Linked DNA regions of Homo sapiens: all the other regions are linked to region 1. The links are chromatin contacts, found by Hi-C or POLR2A ChIA-PET in ENCODE. All regions are on one chromosome and are shown on one strand. The core of a region is the stretch at or near the end of the contact, and the rest is flanking DNA. Distances in the headings are between cores, read along the strand shown. Region 1 holds the start of TNFRSF13B (TNF receptor superfamily member 13B). Region 2 holds the start of TOM1L2 (target of myb1 like 2 membrane trafficking protein). Region 3 holds the start of GID4 (GID complex subunit 4 homolog).

What was found. A loop is a pair of places that touch in the nucleus more often than their neighbours do. ChIA-PET counts read pairs that join two places held with the same protein, here RNA polymerase II (POLR2A). Pooled maps may share reads with other maps.
Region 2: a map with no recorded cell type shows a loop between it and region 1 (9-fold over the local background). The contact joins the promoter of TOM1L2 here to the promoter of TNFRSF13B in region 1. A Hi-C loop is called at or near these places in 3 of 37 single-sample maps with no recorded cell type and 6 of 50 pooled maps. POLR2A ChIA-PET finds 5 or more read pairs at or near these places in 1 of 52 experiments (activated CD4-positive, alpha-beta T cell).
Region 3: a loop to region 1 is called in a pooled map, with 4 times the contacts of the local background. The contact joins the promoter of GID4 here to the promoter of TNFRSF13B in region 1. A Hi-C loop is called at or near these places in 2 of 37 single-sample maps with no recorded cell type and 2 of 50 pooled maps.

What each region holds. Positions count from the first base shown.
Region 1 is chr17:16,969,945-16,973,497 of GRCh38, reverse strand. TNFRSF13B (TNF receptor superfamily member 13B) reads left to right here and starts at 1,380. Exons shown (of 5, transcript NM_012452.3): 1 at 1,380-1,483. The coding sequence starts at 1,423.
Region 2 is chr17:17,970,136-17,973,649 of GRCh38, reverse strand. It overlaps TOM1L2 (target of myb1 like 2 membrane trafficking protein), which reads left to right and starts at 1,250. Exons shown (of 15, transcript NM_001082968.2): 1 at 1,250-1,388. The coding sequence starts at 1,337. It overlaps DRC3 (dynein regulatory complex subunit 3), which reads right to left and starts at 788. Exons shown (of 14, transcript NM_031294.4): 1 at 676-788. RefSeq lists enhancers at 497-816, 1,188-1,757 and a silencer at 1,497-1,546.
Region 3 is chr17:18,037,869-18,041,882 of GRCh38, reverse strand. It overlaps GID4 (GID complex subunit 4 homolog), which reads right to left and starts at 2,475. Exons shown (of 6, transcript NM_024052.5): 1 at 1,981-2,475. The coding sequence starts at 2,418. It overlaps ATPAF2 (ATP synthase mitochondrial F1 complex assembly factor 2), which reads left to right and starts at 2,715. Exons shown (of 8, transcript NM_145691.4): 1 at 2,715-3,002. The coding sequence starts at 2,870. RefSeq lists enhancers at 1,467-1,526, 2,677-2,786, 2,927-2,976, 2,987-3,056 and silencers at 1,877-2,466, 2,477-2,566.

The DNA.
Region 1 (3,553 bases), core at 131-2,630:
CTGATGGCTGAAAGTTAGTTTTTCATTGTTCAGTTGTTTTTCTGATTTTTGGGAGACTGGACATTTTCCTGTGTTTGCTGACCGTCTGCATCTCCTCTCCTGCTCTGTGCACCATCACCCTGCTCCAGCTGCTTCCTGCAGCCTCCCTCCTTCCTCTCCACCTCTCCATGTCCTCCTCGTCCTTCAGTTTCTTCCTAAGGGCCCATGGGCTTTCTTTGGCTTTTACGTTCCTCTCACTCCGCCTTTGGCTGTTGCTGGGCCTCCCATCCCCTGGGAGGTTTCAGACGATGGGGAAGACACAGGAGTGCAGTCGCCATGCAGTGCAATACGGGCTGTAATGTTCCTCCTCCACGGCCTTTATTGAGGACTTACTGTGTGCCAAGAACCTGCTCTAAGAATGTAACTGTGCTCCCTCCCTCATTTCATGCTCATAACCGCCTGTGAGGCGGGCAATGTTCTCATCCTTTTTTTTTTTTTTTTTTTTGAGATGGCATCTCTGTTGCCCAGGCTGGAGTGCAATGGCACGATCTCGGCTCACTACAACCTCTGACTCCCAGGTTCATTCTCCTGCCACAGCCTCCCAAATAGATGGGACTACAGGCACGCGCCACCACACCCGGCTAATTTTTTGTATTTTTTTTTAGTAGAGATGGGGTTTCACCGTGTTGCCCAGGATGGTCTCGAACTCCTGAGCTCAGACAATCCACCTGCCTCGGCCTCCCAAAGTGCTAGGATTACAGGCGTGAGCCACCATGCCCGACCTCATCCTTGTTTTACACAGAGAACATGGAGGCACAGAAGAGTTCCATAAATTGCCACCAAGGCCTTCTGCTAGTATGCAGCAGAGTCAAGATTCAAACGCAGGCTGTCCGGTCCTGGGGTTCAGCCTCTCCAGTGCTCTGCTAGGTGTTGGAGAGGGTCAAGGAGATACAGAGAATGAGTACCACCTGACAGGCTGGGACAGTCAGGGATGGCTTCCTGGAGGAGGTGACACCTCAATGGAGCCTTGAAGGAAGAGCAGGAGGAGCCGACCAGGCAATGAATAGAATAAGTATACCCAGGAAGAGGGAAAGGCCTGAGTGATGCTGGGAGGGTGGAGAGCTGGCCTGGCTTGGGGTGTGTGCCGGCGGGCAGGAGATGAGGACCAAGGGATGGCCAAGGCCAGATCTAGAAGAGCCTGGGCCATCCCATAGTCAATACCTCATCGCAAGGCCCGGCAGGCCTTCCACTGCTCTGTGTGTACCCCATGGGACGCCAGGAGCCTGGGCCGCAGCCACCCACCTGGGCTCCTGAGACCCAATGCACAGGCATGGGGGCGGGAGTGGGTGTGGCTGATTTACATCCAACAGGTTGAGGGGAAAACCCAGGAAGTGCAGCCCAAGCACTAATCAAATCTAAGACTAGTAATAAGCATCCTGAGTAATGAGTGGCCTGGGCCGGAGCAGGCGAGGTGGCCGGAGCCGTGTGGACCAGGAGGAGCGCTGTGAGTAGCCGGGCAGGAGGGCAGGAGGGCAGGTGGGAGGTGTGAGGAGGGTTGGGCCTGAGTGCCGTGGGGGTTGCAAGGTCCAGCAGGTGCAAAGCCCACAGCAGATCCACACACTGGGGCAGTCCCAGCCTCCCCAAGCTCCTGCACATGGAGAGCCCCGAGTCTGGATGCCTCTGGGATGTGGGGCTTGCCTTCCGTGACAGAAGCCACTGAGGTTGCAGGGTTGGCCACACCGGCAGGAATTCCCTTTGTCACCATGGCCCCTGCACAGCCCCCATTTTCCCCCTTACATGCCCGCTGGACCATTTTAATGCTAATCTCAAATACCAGATTGTTTGAGTTGTGGAGACCACAGGATTTATTCCTTAAGAACACAAACCCTAAAAACAAAACAAAAAACTAAGCATCATACCTTCACCCCTGCTGAAACAACAATTCCTGAACATCATCACATAGCCCGCCAGGGTTCAAACTGTACCAACTGTCTCACCAATGTCTTTCTCAGTTGACTTGTTCAAATCAGCCTGTCCCACATTAGACTTTTGGCTATGTTTTAATCTATAACAGTTTCCACCCATTTTTTCTGTTATATATTTATATTTATATTTATCCTATAGCTTTCTTTTTTTTTGTTTTGTTGTTTTGTTTTTGTTTTTGTTTTTTGAGACAGAGTCTTGCTCTGTCACCCAGGTTGGAGTGCAATGGCATGATCTCGGCTTTCTGCAACCTCCGCCTCCCGGGTTCAAGCCATTCTCCTGCCTCAGCCTCCCGAGTGGCTGAGATTATAGGTGCCCACCACCACGCCCGGCTAATTTTTTGTATTTTTAGTAGAGATAGGCTTTCGCCACGTTGGCCAGGCTGATCTCAAACTCCTGACCTCAGGTGATCCACCTGCCTCAGCCTCCCAAAGTATTGGGATTACAGGCATGAGCCACGGCACCCGGCCCGTATAGCATTTTCATCAGGGTGGGTTTCTAAGGTTTTATGAAAGGGCCCCAGGTCCTTTAGTGCAGACAGAACCCATGGCCAGATGGACCCGGGGCACAGCCTAGATTCACAGCCTCTGCCTGCTGCTCTGTCCCACACCTCAGGCAGGGAGCAAATTTGTTCTTCAGTCCTTTTTTGTGTCCAGCCACCAAGTCCCCAGAATCTACACAGCCAGGGGCTCAAATATGTAAAGTTTCTGAGAGACTTGGACAAGGCAGTGACCAGAGGCTGCCTTAACACAGGATGAAATTGCCCAGTGCTCTGGGGCCACGAGTCAGGACCCAGCTAGAACTGTGACCTGGCAGTGGCAGAAGCTGTCTGGTGCTGCCGAATCAGCCCTGGCCGGTTGTCCACTGGCCCACTCTGGGACCTTGGCTGAGCCGCTTCCCCTCAGTGTAAAATGAAGAAGACTGTCTTTCCTACCAGACATCCCTCAAACACACAAAAGTGCTTTGATGAAACTACCAGACCCCCTCTTGGGGAGTCATGAGGAAAGGCTCTGAGAAGCCCTGCGGTTAAAAAACTGCCTTGACTTTCTTTAACCCAGTGTTTTTCAAACTAATCCGACCACAGAGCTCTTTCTTGGTGCAGCACCTGTTAACCGGCCAAGCCCGTGAGGAGGCACAAGCAGAGGGCTCTGAGAATCACCCTCCTTGGCTGCTCTCTGGTCTCGGGGTGCAGGAGAGAGTCTCCATCCTGCATCCAAATTTGTGGCGGCCCAGAGTCTGAGCCCAGCCCACACAGCTAGTGTCAGAGAGGTGTTCCCTTTCTTCCCTTTCCATCAACGAAGCTTCTCTCTCAAGCTTCTATTCTGCCTGGCTGGTGTCAGTCATGGGGTTTTCCTGCCCTCCTTTGGCACTTGATGATGGTTCTGGGATTTTATGTAGGTCCACATGGTGGTAGAGGAGGGGGCGGGGACAGGCCCTCTGGTCAGCTTGGCATCTGCTGTCTGGTCAGTCAGGCACTGTCTCTCTGTCAGGTCCAGTGGCTTTTGGTGGCTTTGGTCCAGGCAATGAATGGGTCTTGGAACATCTCCAAGGCTGCCCTTGTCACATAGAACGTCCTGCCCACCTTCCACTC
Region 2 (3,514 bases), core at 1-2,500, 1.0 Mb before region 1:
AAAATAAAAAATAAATAAATAAATAAATAATGAACAAAATTTTTCTTAAAAAAGAATAAAATCAATCACTTACTGAATGCTTACTGTGTGCTCAGTGCACATGCATTATTTAAGTACATGTAAGCTCCGGAGGCCATAAAAAGGGAGTCCTAATGCCCTTATTTCCCAGCTAGGGAACCTGAGGCTCCAGGGAGGTAAAGGAACTTGTCCAAAGTCGTACAATGAGTTACTGACAGAGACGGATACAGAACTTGAGTAGCCGTATTCACATCCAAAGCGGTATATACAGTACCAAGATGAAATCATTTGATAGTTATGAGGTCAGTTATGATGGCTAAATTCTGGGAAAAGTTATCAGTGGACCGGGTACCTCTCTTTCTATGAAAGGAGGCTGGAAGACGGAACCCCTTAAAAATCCATTCTGGCCCTGCTCCCTCGGGAAATGCTTCCTTAGTATTTTTTTTTTTTTTTATTCAAAAGCTTGACAAGCCCAGGACTAAAGTGTCTTGGCTGTCTCACACGACTGTAAAGTGGCTGGGAGAGGACCTACGTGCTCATTTTATAAATGAGAAGGGCCGGGCCGGCGTTCTCCGAGAAAAAGGTCACAGGAAAGAGTTACGTCGGGCACTATCTGTCCCTGCAAGTCCTCCGGGAGCCTCAGCTCCCAGGTCTCACCTTCTCAAGCGCTGGGAACTCGGCGGTTCCACGCAGCAGACGCGTCTCCCGGTTGCTGGGGAACCAAGCGCCGCGACTTGGTTGCTAAGGGGAAGTCAGAAGGGAGACATCCTGGGTGAAAGTTGACAAGTCACGTGACCACATCTCCGTGTGGTGAAACACTCCTTACACCAACCAGCCGTAGAGAAAACAAATGTTTCTCCAATCAGTACTTTCTATGGGCGGGGATATTCCTAGATTCACCTCTGTTCCGTCCATTTGCGTGATTGACTCGTCTTTTGTCCAATAATAGTAAGAATCCTTTAGATTGACCAATATACAGAGGAATCAAAATGCGCAGCTTCCCCTTTGGGGGCGGGCCAGGGGAGGTGCCGCCACGGCTGACAGGGACTCCGGTGACCTAGCTCGCTCCTCCGCCCAATCGGACGCTGCGGGGTGGGTGGGGGCTTTGCTGACAGAGGTGTAACGACCAATAGGAGGCGGGCTTCGTAGGTGTCCCCCAATAGAGACGCGGCAAGGGGGCGGGGCCAAAGGCCCTAAGCTCGGCGTTCCAGAGAGTGGGGAGGGGGCAAGTGTCAGTCAGGACGGGAGTCCGGCGGGTTACAGCGGAGGCCTAGGTGGCAGACAGGGGGCCCGGGCCGCTGCGTGTTGTCCACCCAAGATGGAGTTCCTCCTGGGGAACCCGTTCAGCACACCAGTGGGGCAGTGCCTCGGTAAGGCCGCGTGTGGGGCAGGAGGCTGGGCAACGGCGGCCGCTGATCCGGCTGGTGAGGACCGCGGGCCTCCGCCGGGCGCCGGTGCCACTTCACGAGCGGGCTGGGCCTCCGCCAGCCGCGGGTGCCACTCCACGAGCGGGCTGGGCATCCTGGTCGTCGGGCCTTTGCCGGGCGCTTGTGCCACCTCACGGGCGGGCTGGGCATCCTGGTCGTCTGGCCTTCACTGGGCGTCGGTGCCACCTCACGGGCGGGTTGGGCATCCTGGTCGTCGGGCGTTCGCCGGGCGCCGGTGCCACCTCCCGGGGGGGCTGGGCCTTCGCCGGGTGCCGGTGCTATCCCACGGGCAGGCAGGGCATCTGTGTCCTCGGGCCTCCTCCCGGGCACTGGTGCCACCTCACGGGCGCGCCAGTGCCACTCTGCCAGGAGGCACCCCTGAGGCCCAACTTGGACTCGGAGATGCCCCAGGCTTCCCTGCCCATCAAGGCTCAGCCCTTCCTTTTGCTGCTAGAGGTGGTGCCAACTGCTGGTCTGCTTCCCCAATGCGCTTTGGGAGATGCCACTGCATGTGTCTTTATCCAGCCCAGCAGGCTCACTGCCACTGCCCCAAGGACCCAGTTCTCCCAAACCCTTTGTGGGATGTCACCTTCTTCTCCATCTTTGTCCCTCCTCTTCGGTACCAGCAACCCTCAGACTGGGCACCCTCCCAGAAATGCCCCCTGCTCCGGGACTTGCTAATTTGAGCTGCAACTCAGCTGTGCTGTAGGAGGGACTGGGATAGGAGGAGGGGCTCTTGGAGGGTGATTATCTTGGCAGGGGGATGGCATGCCTGCAGTGCCTCCCAGGAAAGAAGGGAGGCTGTGTTATTTAATGATAAGAGCCCTGGACTGGGAATCATGGAAGCCTGGACTCTAGCAGTGGTTTTGTCAGTGACTCCATATGACCTTGTGCCCTTTCTGGTTTGAAGTTCCCCTGTCTGTCAAAGTGTTTGGAGATGAGATGTGATAGATCCCTTAAAGTTCTCAAGTTTTGATATTCTTTGTAGTACTCTGCACATTGACTGTTGCTTCCTCCCCCACCTCATATTAAGTTTACCAAAGCTGAAATCTTTTGTTGGCAATGTAGAGAGAATGGTACTCAGCATTATCTGTTAATCCTATAGGGGGGATGTGGACACCTGGGGACACCAGAGATGGCCAGAATCATGGATAAGGAAAGCCCAAAGTGTAGGTAAAGGAATACTGAAATGGCCACCATATGGGACTTCCTTACTAAGAAAGCAACTTGCCTTTTTACCCAAGGCAGTGGCTTATGCCACTTGATCAGTCAAGAATGCTGATTAGTTTGTTTGAAAACTGGATTCCTCCTGGTTGGTTGAAGGACTGGTAAAACGTCTTTTATGAGCCAGGATCTTTGGTGTTCTTATGGGCCTGATTTCAGCAGTAGTGATTTGTTTATTTTCTGCTTTGCTTATGAAATTTTAGCTTACTTTCCAGCCTTTAGTGGAGCCTATAAACTTATTGAGGTCTCTCCTGTTGGCTAATTAGCATTTAGGAGCCTTTCTTTACTTTCTGGCGTAGTATCTTTTATAATGCATGAGGGACCCCAAAAGAGTGTTTTCCCACCTTTTTGACATCTTGTCTCTTGCTGCCCACTGGAGAGTCTCTGGATTCTCACTTCCTTACTTCTTCCCCATGTCCTTTTCCACTCTCTTCAGGTGCTCTTGCATGGCAGCCACACTCCAAAAACTAATTTCCAGCCAGTTAATGGAGGGAGCCAGAAAACTTGCGAGAATTGTTTTCCTTTCTGTCCCCTTTATAATAGGAAGCTCTACACCTTTAAAATGACAAGGTAGTAAATGAGGGGTAGAAGTTAAAGGGGATTTAAAATACAAATGTGGTTGGGTGCGGTGGCTCACGCCTGTAATCTCAGCACTTTGGGAGGTTGAGGCGGGCGGATCACAAGGTCAGGAGATCGAGACCATCTTGGCTAACACGGTGAAACCCCGTCTCTACTAAAAATCCAAAAAAAAAAAGAAAATTAGCCAGGCGTGGTGGCATGCGCCTGTAGTCCCAGCTACTCGGGAGGCTGAGGCAGGAGAATTGCTTGAACCCGGGAGGCGGAGT
Region 3 (4,014 bases), core at 1,226-3,725, 1.1 Mb before region 1:
CCTATCAGCCCTGCCCCAACTCAACCACTGCTTCCCCTGGTTCATGATTCTCCTTCTGAAAGGAGCTCAGAAGTGATACCCTAATGACAGAAGGGAGCAGCAGTTGCTGCAGTAGCCAAAGCAGACTCCCCTTTGACGCCTGGCTATCTTGCCAATTGTCCCCTACTACATCAGAAACCATCAAACTGAACAACAGGGACAAATCCAAGATCATCCCAAACGTGACCCACCCAGGGATCTCACCTCCAGAATTCTATGACTAGGTGCAAAACAAACCGAAAAACCCCTGTACCTTCATACTCGACTCTCACATTTTAAGAAGAGGATCACTACATTAGGCATACAGTTATGAAGACAAAAATATTTCAGCCACAATCGTATTTCCATTATAATAACTATCGTGGCTCATGATAGAACTTTACAGCCCAAAGATATGATTAACATGACGATGCTGTTTCAAGTAAGCAGAGAAAATGATTTATTCCCACAAAGCAGTATGAGAATAAAAGAGTGATGAGTGCTCCGCAGTTAGCAGAAAGAAAAGGCACCCTCATTGTCTTTTGGATGGGAGACCTACTCTTCAGAAGTGAAACTAAGATTTGTTTTAAATGACCAAAAGGAGAGCTTGAGGAATAAATATACTGTACATTCCACCCTCACACCCCGGGGGGTGGGGCGGGGGGGAGGCAGTGGGGCAGCACACAGTGCCTTTCAGAGGGACAGGTGTTTGGAGGGGCTTCTGGGAACAGCCTGGCAGATGAGGTGTCAGACTAAGGAAAAAAAGGGCAAAGGGAAGGGGAAAGGGGTCCTTAGTCAGGCAGGGGTAGGTATAGAGGAGGAAGAGTTTTGTGGGGAGGGGAGATAAAAGAGTATTCACCACTGCCACTCCATTTCAGCTGGCAAAAAGTGTCAAGCCTGAGAGGAGTGAGGTGTGGGAAAGGCCCAGACAAGTGAAGCTGTACTTCCGAAGCTGATCAGGGACTGGCAGCAGGTATTCAGGAATCCAGGTCAAATGGGGGGAGGCGACTGGACATGAACTAAAATTGGGTGAGTTAGATTTCCCAGTACATGGGTACCAGAGACTAAGAGGAAGCCCTGTGCCTGTGTAGAGAAAAGTTAAGAACAGGAAAGAGGGTCCCCTGGAACCAGGATCGAGCAAGACGAAGGTATGGGGTGGGGAAGTCTGGATAGAGGCCAGGAAGACTGGGAAAAGACTGCAAATGGTCCCAGAGCAGGGGCAGGAGGCCTGGGGGTGGAGAAGCTGGAAGGAGCTGGGTGCCTGGACCATGAAGAGACAGAAGCAGTGAGTGGAACAGGGGACCCAGGAGGCAACATCCCAACAGACTGTGAGCAGCACTCAGGGAGTGAGTGCCTGGTCTTGAGGTGAGGCCAGGGCCTGACCAATCAGTTGCGGGTTAGGTGCTCCCCCGTCTGGGGGTCTGATGAAGCCCTCCTAAGGAGATCTCAGGAGGAGGAAGACCCCAAGGTCTGCGGATTCCTGGAACTGAGGAAGGGGCAGGAGGACATGTCTCAGGTCTGAGAGAATCTGACGTGGGCCCAGACATGGGGAGGGTCCCAAGTCTGGTGAAACCAATGGAGAGTTCTTCAGGGTCTGAAAAGGGCTGGTGGCAGTCCCTGATCTAGGGACGACAGGTCATGGGGAGGAAGGACCCAGGCCTTCTCCGAGTCATGAGGGGCTTCCGGATCCCAGACGGGCCGGTCACGGGCTTCAAGTCTGGGAGTGTTCGGGGTCCGCCAGGAGCCGGTCACGACGGGCTCTGGGTCCGAAGGGGCAGGTCAGGGCTGGGGCTCGGAGAGTGTGAGACACAGGCTGGGAAGGTCCCGGGTGGGAAGCGCCGGGTGCAGGAGGCCCCGGCGGCGAGGGCCTGTTCCGCGGCTGCGGGGTCGAGGAGCCGAAGCGGGCACGGCCCGTGAGCGCCGCGAGGAGGCCCTCGGGCCCCGGCCCGGCCCGGCGCTCACCTGCAGCACCACCTCTACGTCGTACGAGTTCCCCTTGCTCTTCTGGTGGCCGCGGAACTTGGAGCCGCTGTAGAGCAGGCTGGTGGCCACGCCGGGCTGCTGGGTGTTGATGGGCGGCGGCGGGATGAGTGAGGCCGCGGAGGCAGCGGAGGCACCGGCCGGCGGGGGACACTCGGTGCGGACCGGCATCGCGGGGTCCCCCGGAGCCAGGGCTGGGGGGAGTGGGAGAGGAACCGCCGCCGCCGCGCGGGAGCCGAGGAGGGTGGCGGGGAGGGAGAGGCCGGGGCGCGCACGCGCGGGGTGGGGGCGGGAGGGGCGACCACCCGCCCGCTGCCTGCGGAGCAAGCGCTCCGGCCGCCACCGGGACCCAGGGACCTGCGAGCAGGGCCTCCCAGTCCTGAGCTGGGTCCCCCTCCCGACTTGCCCTCGCGCACACATACACACACACAGACACTCACAGACACACAACACACAAACACACACAGACACACACACACCCCGCCCCTTCCGATTGGCTCAGGCGAGCCTGGGGGGCGGGAGCAGGCTCAGGCGGCGCTTCCGCCCATTGGCGGGAGGAGAAAACACGTGGCGCGGTGCGCGAGCGGCCCGCTGGGACTTGTAGTCTCCTCGCCGAGGCGCGGCGTGGAGGGGGCGGGGCGAGGTGCGTTTGTGATGCTGATTGACTGGGGGTGTGCGCAGGAGGCGCGCGGCGGCGACGGCGCGCCGTAGGTGTCATGCGGAAGATGGCGGCGTCCAAGGGAGGTTGAGGGCTCTGAGGAGGCGTTGAGAGGTTTCCGTACAGCCCGACCGTGCGGCTTTGGGGATCCCATCGCTCTGTGTTTCCTGCTCCAGGTTTCGCGTCTCGCATCTTCCCAGACCCTCGGGCGCGATGTGGAGGAGCTGCCTCCGGCTGCGGGACGGGGGACGCCGTCTCCTGAATCGGCCGGCGGGTGGCCCCAGCGCTTCTATGAGTCCGGGGCCAACCATCCCGTCTCCAGCCCGGGCTTACGCCCCGCCGACAGGTAAGACCATGACATGTTCTTTTGGGTTGGGGCCGAGCTGGGGTAAGGTGGGCTTCGGGCTTCGGCTGTGCAAAGCGAAGTAACTGAGGCAGGGTTCAGGCTCATGAGGTTATGCAGGCCAGTCAGGTCTTTTTACAGATGAGAAAGTGAAGCCCAGACAAGGGCAGACGACCCGAGAGGGAACAGCGAGTCACGCACGATACAGTAATTGATATTTGGCCTGTGCAGGTTTTCTCAAAGCTTATGGCTGCCCTCCCTTTAATAAGGAAAGCAGGTGTCATCTTTGTTTTCAAAAGGGGAAGTTTGGGCTCTGAATCAGGACTTCGTCTGGGTTACAGGCAGACTCTCTCAGAGGTTTGTGGTGTCTGTCTGACTGTTTTCCGTGTCTCCACTGCCCAACACAAGACCTGCCCAGAAGGGACCTAGAACCTGGGCCTTCATTCCTCCATCCCGGGCACTTCTGCTGCAGGTTTCCTGACTTTCCCTCCTACCACAACCTCTGCCATCTGCAGCCTTCTCTCCTAAATAGAAATTGACACCTCCACCTCTGACTGTGGAGTCACCTCCACCTCCAACTCTGATGAAGCTTAGAAGTAGTGGCTCTTTCATTGCTGATGGTGAGTGGTGTCAGGGTAAGAGTGAGAATGACTCATTTCAGTGAATGAAGAGCAGTAACACCCTCCCACCATTCAATTAGTTTTATTGTGCTGGAGGCAGGAGGCACGGTTGTCTTTAAGACCCACCTGTATGTATTGGTAGAGAAGCTCAATTAAAGAAGAAAAAGGCCCACCTGAATGATGTTCACTGTTCATTGCAAAAGGTTATAATATTCTGATTAAATTGTGGTTTATAATATCCTGATAAGGGACATACAAAGAAACTGTGAGAACACAGAGAATCGCTTACTCCCATCTTGGGGATGTTCAGGGTTTAGAATGGGTCTTGGGTGAAAGGGCGTTTGTTTAAGCTGAGCCATGATAGATGAGTAGGAGTTCAGCAAAAAGGTGGGAGA